Regions from separate parts of the Homo sapiens genome. Here region 1 is linked to region 2. Evidence: read pairs that join two places in POLR2A ChIA-PET (ENCODE). Cell type or tissue: MCF 10A. All regions are shown on one strand. Region 1 overlaps UBR1 (ubiquitin protein ligase E3 component n-recognin 1). Region 2 has its middle 6.7 kb from the start of MAP1A.

The links. ChIA-PET counts read pairs that join two places held together with the same protein. Peaks named below come from ENCODE experiments on the same cell type or tissue, not always from the same donor. Only the 100,000 strongest peaks of a DNase experiment are listed, where the experiment ranks them.
Region 1: POLR2A ChIA-PET joins it to region 2 with 6 read pairs; 3 of 35 experiments call an interaction of 5 or more read pairs at or near these places.

The regions. Positions count from the first base shown.
Region 1 is chr15:43,100,170-43,102,669 of GRCh38, forward strand. All of the region lies in intron 1 of UBR1 (ubiquitin protein ligase E3 component n-recognin 1), which reads right to left. Among named protein-coding and RNA genes, the nearest start is that of UBR1, 4.6 kb to the right of the region's middle. In MCF 10A, no CTCF peak of the experiment used is centred here; a DNase peak (open chromatin) is centred at 982.
Region 2 is chr15:43,509,698-43,512,197 of GRCh38, forward strand. It overlaps a transcript of TP53BP1 not described here and a transcript of MAP1A not described here. Among named protein-coding and RNA genes, the nearest start is that of MAP1A, 6.7 kb to the right of the region's middle. RefSeq lists enhancers at 833-952, 1,393-1,612 and a silencer at 1,133-1,292. In MCF 10A, no CTCF peak of the experiment used is centred here; a DNase peak (open chromatin) is centred at 1,234.

The sequences.
Region 1 (2,500 bases), 410 kb before region 2:
AGGCCAAGAGGTGCCTTTAACCTGGCTCTACCATCACAAAAACTTGATGTGCCCCCATGTACTCAAATTCTAAAATGCCCCTTTCTGACCACAAAGTTCAGTCCTCCCACTTATGTCAACCTCATGCCCTTTAACACCTCAATCCCACCAATTCCCTCCAGATTTCCTGTTTTGGCTTTTATTACCTCCCTGTTCAGCCTGGACTCGAAGGTTAGCCACTACCCTAACATGCCGGCTCATTCCCTTTTTTCTATCTACAACCTCCATCCACCAATCACTACTAATCTTACTACAATAAATCATTAATGTTGATCCTCAGTTATTCATTCATTTAAAAATATTTAAGTGTCTTCTGTATCAATCACATACCAAGATACATCAATGTGGCCAGGCATGGTGGCTCATACCTGTAATCCCAGCAGTTTGGGAGGCTGAGGCAGATGGATCATGAGGTCAAGAGATCGAGACCATCCTGGCCAACATGGTGAAACCCCGTCTCTACTAAAAACACAAAAATTAGCTGGGCATGGTGGCATGCCCCTGTAGTCCCAGCTACTCAGGAGGCTGAGGCAGGAGAATCGCTTGAATCCGGGAGGCGGAGGTTGCAGTGAGCCGAGATCGCACCACGCACTCCAGCCTGGCGACAGAGCGAGACTCCGTCTCAAAAAAAAAGATGCATCAATGAACAAGTCACACATGATCCTTCCCTTCATGGAACTTACCTCTCCCTCTGGAGGAAGAAACAGACATTTTGCTAAGTAAATAAAGACAATACAGTAATTACAGATTGTAATAATTGAAATGGGAGAAATAAACAGGTTGCTTTGACAGAGAATAAGAGGAACCCATCTTTTAGACAGAGTGTGTATTAAGAAAAAGCAGAGGAAGAACACTCTAGGAAAAGCAAACAGCAAGCAACAGCACAGACCCTAAAGCAAAATACAGCTTGGGCTTGTACTAACAGGCCAGGATGAGTGAGGAGAATGTAACAGGAAATGAGGTGGAGATGCAGGGGCTGGACCAGGCAAAGTCTTGAAGGCTTGTAATGAGTTTATAAGTATAAGAGAAAGCCACTGAGGATTTAGGTAGGAGACTGACATGATCTCATTTAATCTTTAAAAGATTACTCTGGTTGTTCTGTGCAGAATGGACAGGAAGAGGGCAACAGTGGAAGCAAACAGACCAGTTAGGAAGTCACTGCAGTAGCCAAGACAACAGAGAGTGACTTGGACTACATGGGTGGAGACAGAATTATTTGTCTTCAAGAGCTATGATGGAGGTGCTGTCTACTGAGACAGGGACAACAAAACTCTTGATCTGCCTTTCTCCTTTCCTCTCCTAAAATCTTGTCTTTCCTCTCAATATATGACACAACCAAGGCCAGGTGCGATGGCTCACATCTGTAATCCCAGCAACTGGGGAGGCCGAGGTGGGTGGATCACTTGAGGTCGGGAGTTCGAGACCAGGCTGGCCAATATGGTGAAACCCCACCTCTACTAAAAATACAAAAAAACTGGCTGGGCACGGTGGCTCATGCCTATAATCCCAGCAATTTGGGAGGCTGAGGTGGGCGGCTTGCCTGAGGTCAGGAGTTCAAGACCAACCTGGCCAACATGGTGAAACCCCTCTCTTTACTAAAAATACAAAAATTAACCAGGCGTGGTGGCAGGCACCTGTAATCCCAGCTACTTGGAAGGTTGAGGCAGGAGAATCGCTTGAACCCGGGAGGTAGAGGTTTCAGTGAGCCGAGATCTCGCCACGCACTCCAGCCTTGGCGACAGAGAGAGACCTTGGCTCACAAAAAAAAAAAAAAAAAAAAAAAAAGCCAGGCATGGTGGTGCATGCCTGTAATTCCAGCTACTCGGGAGGCTGAGGCAAGAGAATCACTTGAACTTGGGACAAAGAGGTTGCAATGAGCCGAGATCATACCGCTGGAAACAACACAACCGCTGCCATGAATGCTTAAACCAAAAACTGAGGATGCAGATATCATCTATTCCTTACCTTTTGCCTCATGCCTAATCTATCAGCAAGTCTTTTTGCTTCTTCCATCCTTCTAAAATCTTTCTCACATTCATCCTCTTCACTCTATCTCCAAGGATAACCTTTCCAGTGCAAGCTACCATCAACTATGGCTTGGGTTACAGCAGCAACTTCTTAATTGCTCCCACTGTTTGAAACACCAGACATCCAAGTGAAGATGTCAAGTAGGCAGTTGGATTTATGATTCTGGAGTTCAGAAGTGAGATGACACAGAGATATAAATTTGGGAACTGAATACATACAAATGGTATTTAAAGTCACAGAACTAGATGAAATCCCCTAGGTAGAGGTTATAAACAGGCAATAGAAAAGAGCTGAGTATCATGCCAAGAGGTATCTTCTGAAATTGACTTAAGGAAGAAAATCTAGTCGAGGAAGACAGAAGGCAGAAGTTCTGGCAGACTACCTCACAAGTCTCTTGATTCCCAATTTTTCTCAGTCCTCATTATCATGGACC
Region 2 (2,500 bases):
TGTGCCCGGCCGCTGTGAAGTATTTAACATGCAGACACTGCCCAATCAGAACGTGGCTCACAGGCAGCCTTGCTGAATCTGATACTGTGTTCCTTTCTTTCCTGTACTATCTCCAAAGCAAAGGCAAACGGGACAAAAAAAAACCCAAAAACCCAAAAAACAAAACAAAACAAAAAAACAAAAAAACAAGTGCTGCTGGAGCCCTAGGGTGAAAGATAGGCGCTCCCATACATACATGTACAGAATGATTCGGTATCCTGGGTAAAAGACTACTCTGGAGTGTGGAGTAGGTGGAGACACACTGAGGAATGGGGGAGGCTAGACTAACAGCACTTTTTTACAAAGATGTTCCAGTCAGTCATAAAACAGTGCAAGGCCTCCTCAGTCCTTTCCCAACCTCTGGTTTTGATCTTAGAACTGTCAACCCCTTCTTTGGTGCAAACACTGCTCCTTCTGTTTTAAGAACTCCCGGGGGGTGGGAGGGGGGGAAGTAATACAACAGTCTCCTGAGGGAGACCCATCTCACTGTCACATCACTTGAAGATGGGAAGGTCTTTCCTAGGTTTTACTCAAATCCCCCTTGCTGCAGTCTGAGCTCATTGCACTCGAGTCCTGCACTCAGCAGAGATGGAAACTAGCCAGCCAACTGCTATCTTCAGAATAACAACTCACCAGGGACTCAAGGCCGGAAGGTCATTCTGTCCCCTCCAATACTGCGCAGCCTTCCAGAGCACTCCCAGGGCCCGGGGCAAGGACAGGGAAACCGAGGATGGAGACCTCGGGCAGGACCCAGGCAGGCAGTGACAAAAAACAAAAAAAAAAAAAAACACGCCAAACAACGATAATACAGACACACAGACACAGATGGAGGCAACGATACAAACTCGGAGGCAGAGAGGGACAAGATGGCTCCCCTCAGTTCGGGCGAGGCTGCGGAATTGCCAGACAGTACTTATCAGGGATACATCTTAACTAGAAGCTTCTTCCGGCGCCGAGGCAACCGCCTCGCCCCACCAATGGGTCCCCCAGAGACCCCACCCCCGCTCAAGTCTAAGTGGAAGCTCCCGCTGGTACTGGGGAGGGCGTGGTGGGAGGAAGGGGGCGGCCACCACCCTCTAGCCTGGCGAGACCGCAGAGCACGAGCTTCCAGCTCCGGCCCGCCCCTGCGGCGCCTGTGCCACGCCCCCTGACAGGCAGCAGCCAATGAACTGCACCTGCCGCCGGCCTTTAAGAGCCGCGCGCACTCTGCCTGCAGCGGAAGCTGCCGGACTAACACTCCGCGGGTGTTTCCATGGAGACCGAGGCCGAGCCTGCGCGGCCTCACGGCGTTGCCATGGAGACAACTCCGGGGCTGGGGCTCCGAAGTCCCGGCGCACCGCTGGCTCAGAACCCCGCGGAGCTGCTGTGCGAGGCCGGAGCCGCGGTGGCGGCTGCACGCTGGGACCTGCAGAAGCACTCTTTGCTAATTGTGATCGGCGATATCGGTACAGAGAGTCAGCTGAGGGCCGTGCGGGCCCACCTTGAACAAGGTGAGCCACTGTTCTGGCTGTGCTTCAGGCATCTCTACCCTGTGCTTCTCCGCCTTCTGCATTCAACTACCAATGCATACGTCTGCATCTCCATCCCTAGTGTGCACTTCCTGAGATCTGCGCCCTTGTCACCTGCATCTTCCATGCCATGTGTCCGTATCCTCTCGCTCTACTAACATCTCGCTTGCCCATCCTTACTGCACACTCCATGGCGTTCCGCAGTCTCCCTGAGGCAGCGGAGCTCTATGCAGCCCCTGGGGCCCCTCTGGTCACACCCTCCACCGCAGTGTTTTGGACCAGGTGTCCTGAAAGTCCTCACCATCCCTGGAGAATCCACGTCCCTATCTTGCTGTATCTTCTTTATGGTCCCTGAACCAGCACGGGGAGCTTTCTGAACGCCCCGTACAAATCTCAAATCTCTGAATGCCAGTAGCCAACCACTAAGTGACCTTCGTGGCTACCAGCTCCTAAGTCCTCACCTCCTTCCCCAGTGCTGTGCCTGTGGCTGTGGTGCAGTGCTGCGGAGCCACCTGCGGGTGGAAGCAAGCTGTGGAGGGCTGGGGACAAGGAAGGGAACACAGAAGGCGAACCTAGAATCCTACTTAGCTGTAAATGTGGGGAAGGTAGCCCTCAGTATCTGGGAATAGGCCCTTAGGTGTCACTTCCACCACAACTGGGGAACCTTACAAGAAAATTCCTACCTATAGACTCATTAATGACCGAGTTTAGTCTAAACTCTGTCCTTCTCCCTCTGGCTCAGGCAAAGCCTAGAAAAGCTGTAAACTGGGAGAAAGACACCATTACTAGCCACCTTTCTTTGAGACATCACTGAGGCTGATCATGGCAACTATCCATATACCCTCCCTCTCCTTACCTGTTCTGTGAACTTGAAAGTGTTCCTGCAGTCTCACCACCCTACAACCTGCAACCTTATCCAGAACCTTCTTTGTTTTTCTCCCACAGGGATTCTC